Linked DNA regions of Homo sapiens: region 1 is linked to region 2. A link is a contact called in ENCODE Hi-C or POLR2A ChIA-PET data. All regions are on one chromosome and are shown on one strand. The core of a region is the stretch at or near the end of the contact, and the rest is flanking DNA. Distances in the headings are between cores, read along the strand shown.

The links. Hi-C counts contacts between places; a loop is a spot of excess contacts on that map. ChIA-PET counts read pairs that join two places held with the same protein, here RNA polymerase II (POLR2A). Pooled maps may share reads with other maps.
Region 1: a pooled map shows a loop between it and region 2 (5-fold over the local background). The contact joins the promoter of DNM2 here to the promoter of SHFL in region 2. A Hi-C loop is called at or near these places in 1 of 50 pooled maps. POLR2A ChIA-PET finds 5 or more read pairs at or near these places in 2 of 52 experiments (BJ and naive thymus-derived CD8-positive, alpha-beta T cell).

The regions. Positions count from the first base shown.
Region 1 is chr19:10,716,656-10,722,065 of GRCh38, reverse strand. DNM2 (dynamin 2) reads right to left here and starts at 3,987. Exons shown (of 21, transcript NM_001005361.3): 1 at 3,663-3,987. The coding sequence starts at 3,823. MIR638 (microRNA 638) reads right to left here and starts at 3,662; the gene lies at 3,563-3,662. RefSeq lists enhancers at 2,829-2,968, 4,409-4,528, 4,719-4,908 and a silencer at 3,459-4,128.
Region 2 is chr19:10,083,235-10,088,680 of GRCh38, reverse strand. It overlaps SHFL (shiftless antiviral inhibitor of ribosomal frameshifting), which reads right to left and starts at 2,364. Exons shown (of 8, transcript NM_018381.4): 1 at 2,233-2,364; 2 at 1,629-1,752; 3 at 1,381-1,430. The coding sequence starts at 2,253. RefSeq lists silencers at 2,096-2,375, 2,446-2,665.

The sequences.
Region 1 (5,410 bases), core at 2,738-5,237, 630 kb before region 2:
TAGGCCCCAGGGTACCAGTTACCACCCTCAGCTTACAGAAAAGGAATCTGAGGCCCAGAACGCCAAATCCACGTGGCCGAGTCGCACAGCCAGACATGGTGGAACCAGGCCTTAGGCCCACAGCCTTTGCATGACAACTCAGAACTCTATAGATCTGAGTGTCTTAGAGCCACAAGAAATCCGGATATTGACTGGAAATCTAACACTGGAAAGTCTTATTAAAAACAAAAGCTACGCAGGTAAAACAAAAGACCCAGCAGGCAGGCCTTGGCCCCCAGAGCCAGTGATCTGGACTTCCAGCTATAGGGCTGAACTAACTGGGCTGTTCCCACTCGGACCACATCCTTAGAAAATCCAGGCTCGGCGCAATGGCTCACACCTGTAATCCTAGTGCTTTTAGAGGCAGAGGCAGGAGGATTGCTTGAGCCCTGGAGTTCGAGGCTGCAATGAGCTAGGACTGCACCCCTCCACTCCAACCTCGGCAACAAAGAGAGACCTTATCTCTTACACCCCCCCAAAAAAAAGTAAGCCTTGTTTGAGCCCCTCATACCCAAAGAGAGGCCTTTTTACAACTTTGGCTTTCAGGTACTGAATTAATACTCTTAACGAGGCCAGCCATGGTGGTTCACACCTTTAATGCCAGCATTTTGGGTGGCCGAGGTGGGCGGATCACCTGAGGTCAGGAGTTCAAGACCAGCCTGGCCAACATGGTGAAACCCCATCTCTGCTAAAAATACAAAAATTAGCCGGGTGTGGTAACGCGCGCCTGTAATCCCAGCTACTCGGGAGGCTGAGGTATGAGAATCGCTTGAACATGGGAGGTGGAGGTTGCAGTAAGCTGAGATAACACCACTGCACTCCAGCCTGGGGAACAGAGTGAGACTCGGTGTAAAAATATATATATAATGAGCAACTCCTGCATTGCAGGATTCTAGGAGGTCGCCACAGGAACCAGCTCCATACTGGCCGGCAGCTGCCAGACACCATGGTAGACAGGAGAGAAAGGCAAGGGGTAGAGGGACTGAGGAGAGGTAAGGATGGGAGAGAGACCCAGGTTCCCAACCCAGAACACCTAACTCCTCACTTTACAGCCTCCAGTGAGAGTGTTCTGCTCAGCTATCTGAGCCTCAGTTTCCTGCTCTGTAAAATGGGGATTATAGCAATGCCTCCCTCATAAGGCTTAAGTGTGTAACGTGAAAGCACTTTCATTCTGGTTAGCTTTTGTCCCTGATAGCAAAGGAACCAGCCAGATAAACAACAATAGCCCCATCCATGTAGACCTACTATGTGCCAGGCAGTGCGTTAGGTAAGTAAGCACTTTTTCTTTTCTTTTTTTGAAACCGGATCTGGTTCTGTCACCCAGGCTGGAGGGTAATGGTGCAATCACGGCTCACTGCAGTCTGGACATCCTGGGCTCAAGCAGTCCTCCCAGGGCCAGCCTCCTGAGTTGCTGGGACTACAGGTGTGGGACTACCACCCTACCTGGCTAATTTTTTTATTTTTTGTAGAATGGCATCTTGTCATGTTACCCAGGCTGGTCTTGGAACTCCTGGGGCGAGGCTTGGTGGCTCACACCTGTAATCCCAGCACTCTGGGAGGCCAAGGCATGAGGATCACTTGAGGTAAGTAGTTTGAGACCAGCCTGGCCAACATGGTGAAACCCCGTCTCTACTAAAAATACAAAAATTAGTTGGGCTTGGTGGTAGACGCCTGTAATCCCAGCTACTCGGGAGGCTGAGGCAGAAGAATGGCCTGAACCTGGGAGGCAGAGGTTGCAGTGAGCCAAGATTGCTCCACTGCACTCCAGACTGGATGACAGAGGGAGACTCTGTCTCAAAAAAAAAAAAAATAAATAAATAAATAAAATAAAATAAACTTGTTTAGGAGAGTCAACCAAGACTTAGAGAGGCCAAGACAACCTGTGCAAGGTCACAAGGCAAGTGAAAGAGACAGAGCTTTGCAAACACCCCCCACCCCCGTCCCAGAAGCCTGGGCAGGCAGGAAGATGGTCACTCAAAGGGGCCCACACCACAGTCCAGCCTGAGATCAGGCCAGGCCCAGCTGGCTGCAAGTCCACACCTTTCCACCACGGTAGACAGAAGGCAATGAGCTAGAGACAAGGTAGCAAAAGAGGAGATTTGTGCTGCTTGGAGCAAAGCCCCAAGGCTCTGGGATGGCAGACACAAGGCCTTACGCCAGCCTAGTGGCCTTGGGTGATCACAGTCCCTTCTGAGCCTCCCAGCTCAGCTAAGGTGGGGATGATAACACAGCCTCCACCCCACTCCTTACTTGGGATTCAAGATGTTGAATCAAGAAGGGACATTATCCCTTGACAATGATAACAACAATAACAATGACAATAATGACAGGAGGAGGATGTTATCATTTGGCAGCCACACCACCACAAATGAGTAGTTCCTGGAATGGAGAAGTGGCCGCCCATCTGGGAGACAAGAAAGGCAAGAGGGGTTGGTGGGAGGGAGAGGTGGCTGCACGGGCTGTTCTCATTCATTTGCTTCCTGAATCCTGGAAACAGCCCCAGAGAGTGGAGTTTGCCCACTGGACAGATGGGCACACCGCGGCTTCTCAAGGCTGTCCAGAGAAGGCTACATCCCAGCGCTAGCCACTGAGGCCTGATCACGCAAGAAGCCCCTTCCCAGGCTCCAAAGGAGGGCCCCCAATTTGTAGGCTGTAGCTGGGAGGCGGGCCCCTGTGTTCTAGCACTCGGAAAGGAATCCTGAAGTAAGGTACCCCCAGAGTCCTCCTTCCAGCTGAGAGGGGAAGTAGGGTCCAAACCTCCTCCTTCAGCTCTGTTCTCCCCTCTACCCTCCTACCACCCCTTTCCAGAGCCGTTGTGCCAGACACTCAGGGGTAGTCATGGGCAGACTAGGAGATGGCCAGACAGACAGAAGAATTCACACGGAAGAGAGGAGCCAGCGCTAGCCAGGAATCAAGCTGTAAGAGTCAGCCAGAGAGAATCAAACAGGGTCCCCTAGGAGTCAGCTAGCCAGTCAGACAGTAGAGGCCAGCTGGTGTCACCCAACAGAGGGACTGCTCAGTGTTAAAGTCTGTGAGGGGCACGGATGGGCGGCCAGACAGCAGAGGTCACCCTGGACAGCTAGCCAGACAGCAGGGGGCTGCCAGGTGGGACTGGACAGATGGACAACCAAATGGTGGTGGCAGGGAGGCTTGCCCAGGACAGAGAGACAGCCAACCAGACGGCGGGGGCAGCTCCAGATACAAGAACAAGCCAGCCAGACCGCAGCGGTCGCCCCAATAGATATCTAGATGGCCGGTTTCACCTCTGATGGACAGCCCGAAAGAGCAGAAGAGGGATCTACCCCAGACCCACGGCCAACCAGATGGCAGACTTCACCCACGAAAGCTGGGACCAGATGGACCGCAGGGTTCCAGCGCACCTCCTGTCCTACGGCGCCCTGGCCCGTGACACCGCCCCTGGGGCCCGGGCCTGCTCCGGAGCCCCTGCAGGGAGTCCTCTGCCCAGGGCGTCCCACAGGGCCCGCCTCCCCGACCCCGTCCGGTTCCCCGCCGCGGGCACGCAAGCGCCGCAGTTACGCCGGCGGCGCACGGCGCGCCATTCCCGGTCCGCCCTCCGCGCCCTAGGCCGCCACCCGCCCGCGATCCCTGCCGCGCCCGCTCACCGGCCCACGAAGTTCTCCAGCACCGAGCTCTTGCCGGCGCTCTGGCCGCCCACTACAGCGATCTGCGGCAGGTCCAGGTGGCAGCTCTGGCCGATGGAGCTGAAGGCGTCCTGCAGTTTGTTGACCAGCGGGATCAGCTCTTCCATCCCGCGGTTGCCCATGGCGCCGGCGGCCCCCGGCCCGAGCGCCCTGCGCTCCTCGCCCGCCGCCGACCCTCAACGACCTGGCCCCGCGGCGTCTGTAGCCGTTGCTCCCCGCCCGCCCGGGCCTCGGCAAGACGCCCGCTCCCGGCTCGGCCTCACGGTCGCCGCCTCATCCGGTTCTCAGGCGACACCCGACCCGAGCGACCTCCCGCCCCGGCCCCGGGGGCTGCGCCCAAAGCACTCGCGCCGCACGCGACTGGCCTGCTGCACCGCCACTCGGATACACTAGCCAATAAAAACTAGGCACGGGCCTATGGTTGAGTAAACCTTCCCCCTGGGGACCGTCTTGCTGACTTATTGGACAAAAGAACCGTCACTGTTGTGCAACAGCCAATAGCGGCAGAAAGCAAGTTGTCAAGAGAGGAAGGGGGTGTTTCCGAAAAAGGCACGTTGGCTCTGCCCATTGGCGAAGTTCCACCATCTTATTGGCAGGCAGACGTGCCAGTAGACAATGTGGACCAATGGTGTTGGGGATTGAGCTACTACCTCGTTCCCTAAGAATTTCCCATTGGTTCATATAAATATCACTTCGTTGCTCCAGCCAACCAGGCAAAAGAGGGCGGGCTTTAACATCCGAATCTTGACTATCATTGAGAACCATATCTGTCAATCAGAAAAACTCCCGTTCTTCCTTGTGATTGTTGGATGTCTGCAACAGCCTTCTGAAGTATAGGATAGATCCCACCGTACTCGCTCAAGGGCGACACCTCGTGGTGGGATCCGATGTCTCGATTTTTGAGTTTCCTGGCACTGGGGAAAACTACAAGTCCCAGAGCGCATCTCAGTTCCCAGACTGCAAACCAGCTCTGGGAGCAGGGTCCCAATGCGCTCTGCAAATGGTAGAGGCCAAGTCATTGCTTCCTAGGGATAGAACGCAATAAAATCACTCCTCCACGCCTTTGCAAATGCTGTGCCCTTTCTGCTCACGCCCGATCTTGACGCCGCTAACACTCCAATGTTTTCCCCCACTTCTTCAACTTTAGCAGATCATGAATCTTTTTTCTTTTCTTTTTTTTGAGGCGGGGTACTCACTCTGTCACCCAGGCTGGAGTGCAGTAGCGCGATCTTGGCTCACTGCAACCTCCGCCTCCCCGGTTCAACCAATTCTCCTGCCTCAGCCTCCCGAATAGCTGGGATTACAAGTGTGAGCCACCACGCCCAGCTAATTTTGTATTTTTAGTAGACGGGGTTTCACCATATTGGCCAGGCTGGTCTCGAACGCCTGGCCTCAAGTGATCCGCCCGTCTTGGCCTCCCAAAGTGTTGGAATTACAGGTGTGAGCCACCGCGTCTAGCTAATGAATCTTCTTTTCTTAGAAACTGGGTCCTTACTCTGTTGCCCAGGCTGGGGTGCAGTAGTGCACTCATAGCTCAATTCAACAAGCACCTGGGCTCAAACGATCCTCCCGCCTCAGCGTCCCGAGTAGCTGGAACCACAGACGTGCGCAACTATGCCCAGCTAATTATTTTTATTTTATTTTTTATAGAGACAGGGTCTTGCTGTGTTGTCCAGGCTGGTCTCAAACTCCTGCGCCCAAACGACCCT
Region 2 (5,446 bases), core at 1,115-3,614:
AGCCACCACACCTGGCCCCTCTGCTATCATTTTTATCATACTTTTATATGTATAAATGTAGACTATGATACATGTTTTGTTATACTCTGGTTTTGTTTGTTTTTGTTTGTTTGAGACGGAGAATCGCTCTGTTGCCCAGGCTGGAGTGCAGTGGTGCGATCTCGGCTCACTGCAAGCTCCGCCTCCCGGGTTCACGCCATTCTCCTGCCTCAGCCTCCTGAGTAGCTGGGACTACAGGGGCCTGCCAGCACAACTGGCTAATTTTTTTTTTCGTATTTTTAGTATAGATGGGGTTTCACCATGTTAGCCAGGATGGTCTCGATCTCCTGACCTCATGATCCGCCCGCCTTGGCCTCCCAAAGTGCTGGGATTACAGGCGTGAGCCACCGCGCCCGGCATTTTTTTTTTTTTTTTTTTTTTGAGACAGAGTTTCGCTCTTGTTGCCCAGGCTGGAGTGCAATGGTGTGATCTCAGCTCACTGCAACCTCCGCCTCCTGGGTTCAAGTGATTCTCCTGCCTCAGCCTCCCGAGTAGCTGGGATTACAGGCATGCGCCACCATGCCCAGCTAATTTTGTATTTTTTAGTAGAGACGGGTTTCTCCATGTTGGTCAGGCTGGTCTCAAACTCCCGACCTCAGGTGATCCGCCCGCCTCGGCCTCCCAAAATGTTGGGATTGCAGGCGTGAGCCACCGCGCCTGGCCTATTATACTCTTTAACAGCCCTACACTAAGCCTTTCAGGCAGGCTAAATCCACAGCGTTCCCATCACCAAAGCTGTCAAAGAAGCAAAGTAGCCATGATGCACCTGTGCTTCAAAGCCATTCATTCATTCATTCATTCATTCATTCATTCATTCATTCAACACAAGGGTTCCATTCCCCTGCCTCTCTCTCCTCCCCAATCCTCTGCTCATCCTAGCCTTTCTAGAGACTGCCACTAACAACCCTTCCCCACCTCCCAGCCTTTGCTTATGCCATTCCCTCCCCCACCCCAAGACCCCTGCCTTTCTTTCCCTTTCCCCTCCCAGGGCTCACTCCTCCCCATCCTTTAAGACTTGGTACCTCCTCCTCCAGTAAGCCTTCTCTGACCTCTGCGCCCCCGCTATGATGGCAATAATCCTGGCTCCTTTCATTGCTTAGTTTCATGGCTCTCTCCCCCATTGAATACAATCAGCACATAATGAGCGCCTACTGTTTGCAGGCTCCCTGGCCGGACAAATGATGGAGAGGTGAAAAAGTGAGATTGGGTGATGAGTTATGGACCGACAATGCCTGGTCCCTCCTGTTTCAGAGGGGGGTCAGTCACCATGAACGGGTCGGGTCCCCCCTCTTGCTCTCCCTCCCGTGACCCGGTCCTTTGCGAGGGGAGGGGATAGGTTACCTGGGCATCCAGATCGTTACTTAGTTCTTGGCCATCTTTTTGCTTTACCCCTGCGGGGGAGAGTGCATATAAGGGAAGGGCCCTTGAAGGGTCTGTGGGAGTTCCAGGCCACCCAGAGCCGCGACGCAGAGCCTCCCCAAGGCTGGGACCTCCGGGGGAGGTGATCTCAACGCCTCTCCCTAGACCACGCCCCCTCGGCGCTCCCACGCGCGGTCCCCGCACCAGGCCCGGGACCCCTGCAGCCTCACCGTACACGATGGAGCGCCCCACTCCCGTGTGGTCGCTGCCGAATTTCCTCATCAGAGCCCCCGCCTTCTTGGAGGATACCTTCCCATGAAACTTCTCCCGGAGGCGCCGGACGCTCTTCTCCAGCTGGGATGGAGACAGGGGGGTTCCGGTGGGGGAAGGGGAAACGGGATCATCCCTCCCCCATCTCTAGGCACCGTTCTCCCGGCCCGAACTTGACCCTTGGTTTTGGCCTCCGCCGCCCCCCCCCCGCCTTTCATCCCTTTACGGCATTTCCTGGAAAAAGCCAAAGTCCCCACAGGGCGTTGGGGGAAGGCGCGGACTGGGGCGAGCGTCCCAGCCTAAGGTGTGGGGGGGCGGCCAGGTTATCTCTGGCCTCTGACCTTTGACCCTGCAGCCCCCGCTTTTCCTCGGGGAGGCCTCATTTCGCTCTGGGGAAACGTGGGAGTCACTTTCCTTTTCAAGGGGGGCGAGCGCCAGGCAGGGGTAAGGATCTGGGGTTCTAGGATGGGGGTCCCCAGGAACTGCGAAGCCCCCTCCGCGCCTCCCGGCCGCTCCTCGGGGTCTGTCGCGGCTGACCCCGGCCCAGCCGTAGCCATCGCTTACCTCCACACCTTCCTGAGACATGGTGGCGGCGGCGCAGTTCCCCGCGAGGGTCCGCACTGCGCGGCTCAGCCGCCCCCCTACCTGGGTGCGCCCGTCGGTCCAGCAGCCGCGCAGGGCAGGGGGCGGTGCCTCGGGGCCGGCTCCGCCCTTCCTCCCCGGCCCCTGTTTCGCTTTCGATTCAGGGGGGACCCGGCGCGCTGGCTCCGCCCTGGCTCCGCCTCTGCTCTTGCGCCCCAAACCCAGGCGGGCGCCCCGGGTCTGCACCCTGCGGCGGAGCGCGCAGACCTCGGACGGGGGAGGCGGCGCGGCCTCTGCAGTCGGTCACATGTCCCCACGCTGCGCGGGGTCCGCGTCTTCACGTCCCTCGTGGGGGCGGGGCCGCATCAGAAGGCCGCGGCGAGGCCCCGCGCCCCCCCACCCAGCGCGCGCTCCCCCAGTTCATCACCCTCCTCTCTGTTCTCCCTCCTTCCCCGGGAATCTGGCGCTCATGAGGACCTGGGCCCTTTTCCTGCCCTGAGTCTCTGTCCTAGCTACGGTCACCTCTCTCAACCTCAGTTTACCCCTCTGTGAAATGGGGAGAATCCTGGTGTCTACACCATGGAGTGGAGTATGTGCCAAGATTCCCGAGTGGATCGCGTAATAGCGCCTGGCTTGCAGTAGGCGTTCAACTAGTCACTGGGCCACCTGCTGTGTGCCCTTGATAGGGGCAGGCAGTGTGTGTGTGGTTGGGGGGAGCGGTGCTTGAGAAAAATACAGATTCTTGGTCTCTAGTAGCCCGGTAGAATCCGGCTGTCTCAGGGATCCAGGGAATCTGCAATGGTTAAGAACCCCGTGGGACGGACAATTCTAACCCAGTACAGGGCACATCAGGGAGCCCTTAGGTGGTGGGGCTCTGGCCCAGCCTGGGGACACAGAGATGGCAACTTCATTGGAGGAGGGGATGCTTTGTAGAGTCACTGAAATTGGAGGTCTTAGCTAGGGGAGGAATAGAGTGGGGAGATGAGGCAGCCGTGCAGAGCCCCCAAAGCAAGACTAAGTCTGGGGTTTTTGGGCAATGGCTTCTCAAGCCCAGCACTCTTGACACTTTGGGCGGCCTAGTTCTTTGTGTGGGGGACTGTCCTGTGTATTGGGGGACATTTAACACCATCCCTGGCCTCCACCCACTAGATGCCAGTGGTTCCCTACTCTCCCTGTTGTGACTACCAAAAACGTCTCCAGAGACTGCCGGATACTCTCTGAGGAGCAAAATAGCATTGTGTTCAACGACTCCAAATTTTTTTCTCCATTGCACACCCCTATAGGTAAAAGTGTTAAAGTTACACCCCCAGATGGATATTTATTCATTTATTTATTTTTTGAGACAAGATCTTGCTCTGTTGCCCAGGCTGGAGTGCAGTGGTTTGATGGTGGCTCACTGCAGCCTCTAACTCCTGGGCTCAAACGATCCTCCTGCCTCAGCCTGCTAAGTAGCTGGGACTACTGGCATATGCCACTATGCCTGGTTAATTTTCTATTTTTTTTGTAGAGACGGGGTCTCACTATGTTGCCCAGGCTGGTCTCAAACTCCTGGCCTCAAAGATGGATATTATTTATAAATTATATACAAATACAATTATATCAATATATTCTGTTAACTGTTATATAAAATATTGATAGATAAATGGAGCTGGGCATGATGGTTCACACCTGTAATGCTAGCACTTTGGGAGGTCAAGGTGGGAGAATCACTGGAGGTCAGGAGTTCAAAACCAGCCTGGGCAACATAGCAAGACCTTGTCTTTAAAAAAAGAAAAAAGAAAAGGAAAAAGTTATTTTTAAAAGACTAAAAAACAAACAATAAAACCCCCCAAATCTAGATATTCTAAAGTTTTTCCAGTTGAACCCCAAAGCTTTGTTTATAGGGTGTATGTACTCCACTCTGGAGACTACTGTATTTGCAAACTACAAGCAGTTCATGATTCCTTGTGGCTGAATGGTGGAATCCTAGGCAGGATGGGGGCTGGAAACTGCACAGAAGACCTGGGATTTTATCCTGAGGGAAGTGGCGAGGTTTGGAGTGGATCGCCTGTCATAGTTGCCAGTTACTAATCTATTTGCCCAGTGCAGAGGGAGGTCATAGCTATGTCCCATTCACTGGCCGAGATGGGCACTGAGTGGGCAGGAAACAGGTAAGAGTCTGAGCTAGCCCTGACATAAATCAGATCTGGTAGGTTTTTTGTTTTTTGATTTTTTTTTTTAGCGCAGAATATGCAGACCAAAGGTCTGTTAGGTTATAATCACCGTGGCAACCACATAGAGCGTGTACTCTGTTCCCAATGCTGTTCCAGGCACTGTGGACATGACAGCAAACAAAACAAAGATCCCTGCCCTCGTAGAGCTAGCATTTTTTTAAATTTGTTTTAAGAGACGGGGTCTCACTCTGTCACCCAGGCTGGCGTGCAGTGGCACAATCATAGCTCCGCTGCAGCCTCAACCTCCTGAGCTCAAGCAATCCTCCGGCCTTGGCCTTCTGAGTAGCTGGGACTGCAGGTATGTGCCACCACATCCGGCTAATTTGTTTGTTATTTTGTTGTTGTTTTGTTTGGGTTTTGTTTTTGTTTTGAGACAGAGTCTTGCTCTGTCACCCAGGTTGCAGTGCAGTGGCACGATCTCGGCTCGCTGCAACCTCTGCCTCCCGGGTTCAGGCAATTCTCCTGCCTCAGCCTCCCGAGTAGTTGGGACTACATGCATGTGCCACCACTCCCGGCTAATTTTTATACTTTTTTGTAGAGCTGGGGGCGGGGGGGTCTCACTATGTTGCCCAGGCTGGTCTTGAACCCCTGGGCTTAAGTGATCCTGTTGCCTTGGCCTCCCAAAATGCTGGGATTTCAGGTGTGAGTCACTGCACCTGGTCCATCCTTATGATTTCATGTGGTCTTTGTAGCTTAGGACTTGAGAAATGGCTTTGCTGCTGGGCTGTTCTGGCTCAGGGCCTCTCAGAAGGTTGCAGTTAAGGAGTTGGTCAGGGCTTCAGTCATCTGAAGGTTTGACGGGGGCTGGCGAATCTGCTTCCAAGGTGGCTCACTCTCAGGGCATGCAGATGGGTGCTATGATTGGCGGGATGCCTCGATTCCTCCCAGTATACTTGAGTGGCATGAGTGTACTCCCAGCATGGGAGCTGGCCTCCCGAGCACCTTCCAAGAGCTGAGAGCCAGGTGGAAGTTGTATCTTTTTA